Linked DNA regions of Homo sapiens: region 2 is linked to region 1. A link is a contact called in ENCODE Hi-C or POLR2A ChIA-PET data. All regions are on one chromosome and are shown on one strand. The core of a region is the stretch at or near the end of the contact, and the rest is flanking DNA. Distances in the headings are between cores, read along the strand shown.

The links. A loop is a pair of places that touch in the nucleus more often than their neighbours do. ChIA-PET counts read pairs that join two places held with the same protein, here RNA polymerase II (POLR2A). Pooled maps may share reads with other maps.
Region 2: a map of mammary epithelial cell shows a loop between it and region 1 (2.7-fold over the local background). The contact joins the promoter of COL16A1 here to the promoter of SERINC2 in region 1. A Hi-C loop is called at or near these places in 1 of 168 maps with a recorded cell type or tissue (mammary epithelial cell), 2 of 37 single-sample maps with no recorded cell type and 3 of 50 pooled maps. POLR2A ChIA-PET finds 5 or more read pairs at or near these places in 1 of 52 experiments (HEK293T).

The regions. Positions count from the first base shown.
Region 1 is chr1:31,410,680-31,416,181 of GRCh38, forward strand. It overlaps SERINC2 (serine incorporator 2), which reads left to right and starts at 2,534. Exons shown (of 10, transcript NM_178865.5): 1 at 2,534-2,625. The coding sequence starts at 2,587. RefSeq lists enhancers at 2,282-2,782, 4,053-4,601 and silencers at 2,349-2,418, 2,499-2,558.
Region 2 is chr1:31,700,787-31,706,288 of GRCh38, forward strand. It overlaps COL16A1 (collagen type XVI alpha 1 chain), which reads right to left and starts at 3,231. Exons shown (of 71, transcript NM_001856.4): 1 at 3,051-3,231; 2 at 1,335-1,441. The coding sequence starts at 1,407. RefSeq lists an enhancer at 590-1,342 and a silencer at 4,652-4,701.

The DNA.
Region 1 (5,502 bases), core at 1,284-3,783:
ACCTATTTCCGGGAAGGGGATGGACGGACACCCCTTGTGGGGTGAAGTGGCCCCCCAAGGATGGCATGGGGCATGGTCATCTGTGGCAGAACAAGAATCCCAGGGGTTGATCCTCTTGGTCTTGGGTGCTTTCTACTGTTCTAGGTCATGGATAGGGAGGGGTTGGGGGTGAAAAATTCAGCTCTTAGAGCAGAAGTGTCCAAGGGAGCTGACCCTGGGACGGGAGCATGTGAGGAGGGCTCACTTGAGACTGCTTGGTGGCATTTCAGTCTAAAGGATTTCCGTGCAGAAGATGACTGTGTAGGGTATGTTTTTGGATCAGACTGTCAGTCACAGAAGAAGGAGGAAAGTGGACTTATGGTAAAAGGTCAGACATTCATCCAGTAAGCATTCACTGCTTGACTGTGTGCCAGGCCCTGTACTGTGCTCTGGGTAGGAGAGGGGGTGGCCAGAGAGCAGACCGTTCTTGGGTGGCTCACAGTCCCCTAAAGGCCTCGGGTTAGGGAAGGACTGAAATATTGCTGGACAGAAAAATAGGAAGACTAGATATTGTCACCTCTACTTTTTCAAGGGAAGCAGTAGGACATCAGGGTGAAAGCCAGGCCAGGTTGCCTTTCAGCTCTGTTTCTTCTGAGCTGTGTGGCCTTCAGCAATAGTAACAACAACCACAGTGATCACAGTCAACGTTTATTCGACGCTTGATTTACATTTCGCGTGTCACTACTTCTTTGTTTCTCGGTTTCCTCATCTGTAAACGAGTGGGTGGGGAATTAATCGACTTCTCAGGGCTGTTGTGGGGCTCAAATGGTACCACGGGGGAAAGTTGGGCATGTGCTCGGGTTGTTTGTGAGGCCATAAGGGAGGCCCATATTGTTTGGAGGCTTGGGGGAATCAGGAGGATGTTCATTCCTAATGGAACCAGGTAGTGGGTTGGGGGTGAGGGTGGTGGCTCTCTTCACTGAGAGGTATGGCATGTGAGCAAGCTTCAAAGGGGAGAAAGAGGGATAAGGAGAAGGACCTTTAAGAGGAGGGCATCTGCCAGGTGCAGTGCCTCACATCTGTAATACCAGCACTTTGGGAGGCCAAGGCAGGAGGATTGCTTAAGCCCAGGAGTTCGAGACTAGCCTGGACAACATAAGGAGACCTCATCTCTACACAAAATTTTTAAAAAATTAGCTGGGTGTGGTAGTACACACTGGTGGTCACAGCTACTTGGGAGGCTGAGGTGGGAGGATCACTTGGGTCCAGGAGGTTGAAGCTGCAGTGAGCCATGATTGGGCCACTGTGTTCCAGCCTGGGTGACAGAGTGAGACCCTGTCTCAAAAAAAAAAAAAAAAAAAAAAAAAAAGAGGAGGGCATTGTGTGGGCAAAAGTGCGGAGGAGGAAAAGTATAGGGTGTGTTTGTGGAACAGTCCTGGTGCAATTAATGGCTAAGCCTGGCGCCCAGTGAATCAGCCAAGGATGCAGTCAACCAGCTCTTTGGCCCTGGGGCCAGCTTCGAGGCACAGAGACTTCTTTCCCTAACATTATCTTGTCCAGAGGTGGCTGAGGACAGGGCTAAGGGTGAAGGGAGACTAATTACAGAGCCCTACTTCTGGGTCTCTCACACCTACCCCTGGAAAGCCATCTGTCAGGAATGTGGCCGCCCCTCCCCACCTTCTGACCTCCTTAGCTAGGGACCAGTTTGGGCATCCCTAGGGAGTGATAAGCCACCAAGCAGGGGTGGCTGTAGGGAGTGTGTAGCTCCCAGCAGGCTGTTGGGAGTCAGTGGAGTTTGAAGAACAGATGGAGAGAAGGGAGGATGGGTTTAGAGTGAGAGGCTGGGGTCTTAGAAGAAGCAGTAGGTGGGCATGGTGGCATGCACCTGTAGTCCCAGCTACTCAGGAGCCTGAAGCAGGAGGATCACTTGAGCCCAGGAGGTCGAGGCTGCAGTGAGCTATGTTTGCACCACTGCACTCCAGCCTGGGTGACAGAGCAAGACCCTGTCTCTTAAAAAGGAAGAAGAAAACAGTGACGATGGGGGCTTACATTTGTCAAGCACCTACCATGTGTTGTAACCACCCTGTGAGGTATGTATCCTCACTTTACAGACCGGGAAACTGAGGCTCATAGAGGTGCAGTGACTTGCCGAAGTTTCTTTATCCAGTCATTCAGCATTCAACCTCAGCATCTACGTATTGAGCAGAGGCCCTGCGCCAAGCACTGAGGAGTCAGCGGTGACCACCTCTTGGCTTCTGTTCCCAAGGGTGACAGTGTCCTGGGGTCACACGGGCTCAAACCGAGGTCGATTTCCGAACGCTCACTTTGGAGCAGGATGCGAGCCCGGGCCACGATTGGGTCAGGTTGCGCCGCTCGCGTGGCCGCGGGAATCCCCGACCGGCCCCTTCCCTAGGGTCCCTCCTGGCGCACCTGCCCCAGGTGAGTCTGGGGAGGCCCCGAGCGCCGCCGGAAAGCGTCGAGCGGCTTCGGTAGGTGGGGCGGGGCCGGGGCGGGGCCGGGGCCGGGGAGGGGCCAGGCCCGGCACCCGGATCCCGAGGTCCGCGCCCCGCGCCCGGCGCCGGGCGCCCGAAGCCGGGAGCCGCCGCCATGGGGGCCTGCCTGGGAGCCTGCTCCCTGCTCAGCTGCGTGAGTCCCGACCCCGGCGCCCGCCCGCGCGCGCCGCCCGTTCCTGCTGCGGGCCCTCACTTTCTTCTGTTCTGCTCCGAGTAGTTTCTTCTTTTTCCTTCCTGCAAACTTGTCTTTCTGGGCCGGTGCCCCGCCTGCTCGCCCTCCTGGACCTTCACTCGGCACCCGGATCCCGCTGCCCCCGTCCCCCTGCTCAGTCCTGGCCGGCAGGCGCCGGGCAGCTGCGGTCCCGGCTCGGGTTTCCGCGGGCAGGAGGGGAGTGCCCTCGGCGGGCGCCCTCCTGGGACCTGGAGAGACTAAGCCTGGAGCCCGGGGTCGGGGCAGCTCTGTGGGCCCTCGTCGCCCCACTTGGGGCGGTCCTCGGGGTGGCCTCTGTCCCCGTCCCGGACGCCCTGGTTCTCTGTGTAGGTCGCCCGGGCCCCGTCCCTCCTGGCGAGTGCCCTGCCCTACCCCTCTGGCCGCCTGCCAGTCCGCCTGTTCCTGTCGCTCGGGCTCCGCCTGTCCGTTCGTATTTGTCTGGTTCCTGTCTGTGTCCGTCGTTCGTCCGACTGTCTTTGTCCGTCTGCTGTCTTCTGTCCGTCTGCCCGTCCGCCCGTCCGTCCCTCAGTCTCTCTGCGGTCCCTTTACCGTCCTCAGTCTGGCTCGCGCTGCCTCTCAGGCACTTCCCCAGCTCGCCCCGGATCATCTGGGCCCCAGCGCGGAGACTGGGATGGGAGCGGAGGGAGCCCCGGACTTTCTTAGCTGCCCTCGAGTGAGGCGGGTGCGGGTCGTCACGGACCACCGGGCGGAACTCTGGGTTGGGAGAGCAGGAATCGAGGGAGGTTCGGGTGTGCGCGGGGAGTGCCCGGTCGCGGGTTCGGGACCTGTGGGGAGGCCAACCTCTGTTCTGTAGCTGCAGCCGCAGAGGGGAGGGGCTCCAGCAAGACCCCGGCTGGGAGGCCCGTTCTCCCTTCCCTTTCCCCAGCCCCCCTCTCCTTTCCTCTTCCCCTCATTAAATCTGAGGTTCATTCAGGCAGCCCCCTCCCCCTCTGGCCCCACACAAAGAGGCCCTGAGAGGGAGAAGGGGCTGCAGCGGCTGCTGAATCTCGGGACTCGCTTTCCTTTGTCCCTGACGGGTTGTGTGTGTGTGTGTGTGTGTGTGTGTGTGTGTGAGAGAGAGAGAGAGAGAGAGGAGGGGGTGTAGGGGAGAGCTGAGGGTCTAGAGATTTACTTTACAGCCTTTTTCTGAGAATGAGATCAGCATAGACAGCACAGAGAGGCAAGAGAGCCTCTCGCCTCATTAGGCCTCCATTTTTCGTGTGTGTGTGTGCGTGTGCATGTGCGTGTGCAGGAGGAGGAATCAAGCTGGTGCCTGAAATCCCTCCCAGCCCAAAGAATTCAAGGTTTGGGCCAGGTCTCTGCCAACAAGGGTTTGCTTCCTGGTGAGGGAGGCAGAGCTTCCACAGTGGACCTGATTTCCATCGGTTGCACCTGGTGAGGCACAGGCCCTGCTGGGCTGGCCTGGGGGTGGAGATGTTGAGGGGCAGCCTGCCAGCCCTGTGTGCCTTGGTCACCCCATCTGGCAGTTGACAGTAACAGGGCCTTTCTCACAATGCTGTTGGGAGATGAGGCACAGTTCCTGGCATATCGTGAGTGCTCCTTGTGGGAATTATTGCTAACATCAAGGAAAGGTGGGTGGAGAATTCCATTTGGAGACAATGCAAAGCCAAGTGCTGGTCTCTGAGTTACAGCATTCTACAATGCTGAGAGCAGATAGGACTGCTCAAACCATCTGTTTACAGATGAGAAGACTGCCACCCGCCCGGAGAAGATAGCTGACTTTCCTAAGGTTGCACAGGGAAAGGATGAAGAACTGCATAGTTAGGATCAACATCTGATTCCTGGTCCAGGCTTCTGCCCACACCTTCCCTCCCTTCCCCACATCCTGGCTGCCTGAGGCACAGGGCTGGTCCAGGGAAGAATTGGGAGATAACTTAGTGAGTAATATCAGCAAGGGACCCGGCCCTCCCTTCAGTGCCATCCCCTTGGGGTTCTGGCCTCCGACATTTACTGAGGTTCTGGCCTCTGACATTTACTGAGCCAGGTACTGTTCCGAGCCCCTCACCATGCCATCTCATTGGCTCTCCCCACCTCCTCTACCCTATGACATCGTTAGCCCATTTTACAGATAACTATCCCAACACTCGCAGCGTGGAGCTGTCCAGGAGTGGCCTAGGCCCCATACAGTAGTGAGCAGTATGTGTATGTGTGTGTATATATATATCTCCTTCCATTTAATCCTCACAAAGACCCCACTGGGGCAGTTAATATTGTTCCCATTTCACAGATGAGGAAACTGGCTCAGAGAGTGAAGGTGACTTCTCCACAGCCACACAACATTAAGTGGTGTAGTTGGGCACTACTGGACACCAGTACCATCCTGTTGCAGTGAAGAGTTGCTGCACAGGAGTGAAGTTCTATGTGGGGTTTCTGGGCAACTTCAGGAGGGATTTTTTTGCATGCATGGGTCAGTGGGGAAGATTTTTGTATCCTCCCAGGTGTGACTCATCTGCTGATTGTGCTTCTCAGCATTGGAACTGGGCTGAAGGTGAACTGGGCTGAAGGTGGGTCCTGCTTTGGATGGGGAGGTAAGATGGGTCCACAGGGGATGGGGCCACCAGGCAAGCCGCCGGCACATGATGACTTGGCTGTCTGCAAAGATTTCAGGAGGGTCTTGCACATCCTAGGGAGTGTGAAAGGCCTTTGGGTCAGACCACTGGACTCGGATCCTAGCTTTGCCTCTTCGCATCTCTGTGACTGTGGGCAGTCACTTTGCCCATCCCCTTGTCTGTAAAGTGGAGAAAACAATGGTGTCTGCCCCTTAGCCTGTTGTGAGGA
Region 2 (5,502 bases), core at 1,981-4,480, 290 kb after region 1:
AAGAGACTGAGGGTCTGAGGGGACCACAAGCTCAAGGGTACCACCAGGGCCTTGGAGCTCCAGGAAGGGCATATTAATGGGTTAGGGCTCCCAGAGAAGGAGATAGCTTAACTCAGGTTTCCAAAGCCCTGAAAGAACAGGTGGGCAGCCATGGGCCTCCCTCGCCCTGGGGCTGACTGAGCAGAAGTGTTGGGGGAGGTGCTACAACAGGAAAGACAGAGGCCAGAATCAAAAAGGCCTTCTCATCAATGCAGAGGGATAGGTGGGAGAAGACGGTGAAGACAGCTCCTAGAAGCTGGCCTTGCACTCTCTGGCTAGACTGGCTGGAAGAAGGAATCCTGGGGCCCTGGGGCCCGGTGCCAATGACCCCACTGCACTCTCCCTCCCCCAGGTCTGGTCAGAAAGACCATCACTGTCTTCAGCATCACAGCAGCAATGGGTGACTCACCCCTTGGCAATGGGCCCAGATTCCTTACAGATGTTGAAATTATCTGCCCCATCCCCCCCAGGGGACCCAGTGAGGGAGAGGAGAGCAAAGCTCACGCACACACAAGCAGAAACACATATGTGCACATACAAGGGGCAGGCGGCCACACTCACCCTGGGTCCACAATCCCTTTCACCTCAGCTTCTTGGTTTTTCTGCTTTTCCTAGCTGGGTTTGGGTCCTAGGAGTTCTGTTCCTGCTTGGCGAAGCAGCTGAGCTACTGAGCCCAGAGGGCACCCAGCAAGGCCAGGCAAGTTGCCCGGTCAACTTCCCCTGGCTTTGGGCCCTGGAAAGCTGCACCCTCTGTCTCATCCAGAGTCTGGGCCTCGGGGTGGGCCTTTTATTAGAGATTCAGGGCCAGCCGTGGAGGAGGAGAAGCACGTGAGCTAGAGGGATGGAGTCTCCACCATGAAAAGGATCAGCAGGACTTGGGGTTCTCTGGGGAGGCGGCGTCCTTCTGCAGGGAGAGCTCACTGCCTGTTCCTCCCCACCCCACTGGTCCTACCAGCAATGTGTCCACAGGATTGGCTTACGTATTGGGGTGGGAGGTTGTTCTCTTACACACAGAGACACAGGAATACATACGAATGCACAAAGCCAGTCTGAGAGACAAACACAGAGATGCTCAGAGACATAAACGTACGAAGACACAGGCACACACACTCTCCAGCTCACTGCACACAGGCTCAAGGGTGCCAACACCTCAGATCACCCTGAGCCCAGCCCCTAGACTCTGCTATAACTGCCCACACGACCACACATACATGGTCACATATGTGCAAGGACCCCAGCACCCCAGGATACCAGTTGCAGGCCTGTGATACTGTGACTCTCCTGTGTCATCTCACCTGTATTTGCCCCATGGCCGAAGGTAGCCCAAAGACCGAGCAGCCACAGGCCAGGAGCCCAGGATACCCACATCCCGGTCCAAAGAGGTCAGCTACAGCCACAGCACCTGAAAACCACAGAGACCGGGAAGGCGGATTTCTGAGTTCACACAGCACAACTCCACACGTGGGCAAGTCGTGGACAGCCTGTGGGGCCCAGGCACTGGTATTGGGGTGGCAGGAGGTCTGGCCAGGCATCAGTCTCTCTCAGAGGCCCAACCACAGCCCTTGGGCTAGGATTTGAGCAGAGGCGATATTCAAAATATTTAACCACCGGTATGGCACGGATACCAGCTTTCAGGCAAAGCAGAAAGCTGCCTACTGCACTGAAATAGTGTCCAGGCAGCATCTGGCTGTGCCAGTGGATACTTGCTGGATTGGGAGAGGTCTAGAAGGTCTTAGAAGGCCAGAGAAGTTGGAATAGTGATGAGGGCTTAAAGAAGAGGCTATTCTTCAAGACACGTGGAAGTATTTCAAGTCTAGCATCTTGTGCACTGTCCTGGTATATATACCAGCCTGATACCTTACTAGCGCACCCAGCTCAGCCCAGGAAGCCCTCCCAGGCACCCACAGGGTCAGGGGCTGGTGACTGGGCTGAGATTGTGGGCCACAGCCTTCCATAGGGCTGTGTGGGGGCCAAGGAAGCTTTCCCCATAGGTATAGTGGGCAGGAGAGCAGGTCTCTAGGGCTCAGGACCTCATTGCCAGCCACCCCCGCCCCCAGCTGATGGATGCTTGTCTTTTAGTTTTATTAAACCCTGATGGATGGGCCCAGATAAATCGATGCAGGCTCAGCAAGTGGCCAGCAGAGCCATACATCGTCTGGCCTCCCCCAGGACAGGCAGCTCACGTGCACAAACACAGAGCCATGCATGTGTCAGCACAGCACATGCAGATGCGCAGGTACATGTACATAAGGACACATATGTGGTACCAGTGTGCATACAAAGCTATCTGCACACAGGCATGCTCACGGAAACATATGCTCGCTGATATACCCAGACACACCAGCTTGCATATACCCACATGCGCACAGCCAGCCTATGACCACTCCTCCTGTAGGTCTTCCTGTTGGGAAGTTCTAATGCAAGTCTGACTGCATTCCTTCCAACTCTAATGAAATCCAATTTTCCTTCCCTCAATCATGGATAGGAAATGAAAACAGAAAGGACCCCTTACCCCAATATATTTGGAGATAGGACTCCAGCCCCCTTCTCCCTGGGACAGAACTGTGCCCCCAGCCTGCCTATTCATCCCCCATCCTAGTGATATACACATCCCAGCTCTCAAACCCTATCCTGGTCTTCCTCCTGCCAGCCAATAGAAGGGCTGCCAGCTGTGGCGCCATGTGGGTGCATGTGGAGGCGTGAGGATGGATGTGATCCTGTCCCCTTCCGGCTCCTAGTCTCTGGTCGCCACTCCTCAGGCTCCAGCCAGAGTGCAGGGCTGCAAGGACAGAGCCAGAGAAGCTTCCAAGGAGACGGCTCACCCCAACACAGAGGCATAGATTTGGGCGCAGGGAGTCAGAACCAGGATGGAGTTTAGAGCTCATCTCGCTCTAGAGAAGACGACCAAGGCCCAGAGAGGGAATGCCACTTTCCTCAGGTCACACAGCAAGTCTGGCAGAAAGGGCCTCTCAGCCCAGAGCCCTGAGGCCGCCCACTGTATCCCTACTTACCGGTGGCCGGGGATCCCCCCACCTCACTGAGCAGTCCAGGCAGCAGGCGGAGGAAGCAGAGCCCAGGTTCCTCAGGTCCGCTAGGGGTTCTCTATCTCTCCGTGACGGTCACGGGTCCCCAGCTTCCTGGCGCTCGAGCTCTCCCGGCTGTCTGCTGCCCGGCGCACGCCTGCCGGGGACTGCCGGCCACTCCGGGTGGGGGAAGAGAGGCGGTTCCAGGGGGCTGGGGGCCTGCCAGGGACACTAATGGAACACAGCTGGACCGGCCCGCCAGGGAGGAGGAGGAGGAGGGCCTAGAGGGGGCTCCAGCGGCACCAGAGGCGGCTAGACTGCGGGGTGCACAGCCCCGCCCCGGGTCTGGCCGAGCTCCCAGGCCCGCCCCTCCTGCCTCACCGCCAGGTGAGCGATCCTCGAGCTAGGCGGGACCCTACGTGCCCAGAGCTGCCCTGGAAGGGGGCTCCTGCGGGCCCTTTAAGAGTCAGGCCTGGAGTTTGAAGAGCTCCCCCTTTCCATGTCCCTGGCTGGGCCCCCAGAAGGCTGCGGGGTGGGGGGGCGGGGAGGGGACAGGGGTGGAGGGAGCAGGGTAGAGACCCTCCTCCCAAGTGCGTGGCACCCATGATGTGGCTGCCGCCCAAGCCTCGGTGGTCAGCTTTTTCCAATTCCTCTGCCTAACATTCCCAGTCAGTCTGTCCCTAGGTCTGTCTGTACTGGGAGGAGGAGGGTGGGAACCCCCTCCCTCCTCCGTGCTAAATTAACCCCCTCTGCTCTGGCCTGACTCCCAGAGAAGTGAGACTGAGGGAGTCCCCTTATTCCTCCTTACTCCATGAGGTTGGAAGGGCTCAAATCCCTGGCCCCTGCTCTGGCTTTGCGGTTCCAAATGTGCTGTGTAACCATACTCCGTTTTCTCATCTGGAAGATGGGATCGTGAGAGTATATGCCTCATAGACCTTTGCTGTAAGCAGGAAATGGGCCAAAGGCTGTAAGCGCTTAGCACACGGTCTGGCACATGAGAGGAGCTCAGTAAATATTTGCTGCTATTATCGTTATTACTGTGATCCCTGGCAGGGGACGGGACTGGATTTCAAGCCTTTACACCAGCACTGGGGAGGGACCTGCTTTATATTCACGGTCCAAGGACGCAAGAGGAATTGAGCTGGGCTGAAAGATTGGAGCTCTGAGGAGGAAGGAGCCGGTAATGTTCCGAGTTCTGCCCAGAGGCAGGGCCGTTGACCAAGGTGGAATCCCCACCAAGGGTCTCCTCCCGCTGTAGACCGAAAGCAAATTTATTGGCACCAAGGCTGAGGATCCACAAAGTAGGTTCAAGAGGCCATGAGATGCTGGGCTGAAGAGGGAGAAACTGAGCGTCCCCAGTTGAGGGGGGCTCTGGGGGCTCTGTGGAAGCAACGCGCCTAGCCCTGTGGCCTCGGCTAACCCGGGGTAGGGGGAGGTTGTAGGGGCAGGCCTGGGATTTCCCGCCTCCAGACCCAGAGGCGCTGAGTCAGCGGAAACCCCAACCACGCCACAGAGGCGCCCCACTGTGGTCCCAGTGAGGAGCTGGCCCCAGATGTGGCTGTGGCAGTGGTGGGGCCTGGGAAGTGCTGAGCTCAGCAGGCGGGAAGCGGAGGGGGTGGGGCCTTCTGAGCACTCTGGCCTGCGGGGTGGGTGGGCACAGGCCCCGCCTGCCCTACCAGAGGGTGCTGCCCCAGCAGTGGGCACTCGGGAGAGGTGGGAAGCGCATATAGGTCAGGCTCTGTGCTGAGAACTTCACATATGCTAACTCCTTCGATCTTTACAACAACGCCTTAAGGCAGAATTCCATTTTTATTCCCAAACCTGCAGCACAGGAAAAACACAACTTGCCCGGGATCCCACAGCTAGTCAGTGGTGGAGCAGAACTCATGTCCAGCCAGCCTAGACTCAGCACGTGCTCTTAACCACCATGCCATCCTGACAGCTCCCACCCGTGCCCCAGACAGGGCAGGTGGCTGGGCCAGGGATGGAGGAACCTGAGAAGGGAGAGCCAGATGCCTTCCCACAGCACCCCAAGGGTGCTCACAGGAACAGCCAAGCCTGGGACACACCTTACGCCTAGAAACACTATCATAGACAGTCTAGGAATGTGCCCATGCCCCTTCCTCCCTTCCACACATACGTGCACACATCCAGAAACACGCAGTCAGGTAAAGTTCTAGCACAGCACTTGAGTACGCAGACTCCATATGCATGTATAGGCACTCATGTTCACACAGACACACCCTGGCCCTAGAAACAGTTACACACAGATGTGTAGAGACTCAAGATACGCCTCCACATCAAAGATACACAGAAACACATGTAAGAGCCCAGATTACCCCACAGAAATATATCCCTGGACATATCCAAACACAGGTACATAATTCTCAGAATGCCTGCATACAGCACTGTATATACTCGAATGTGCACACACAGACAC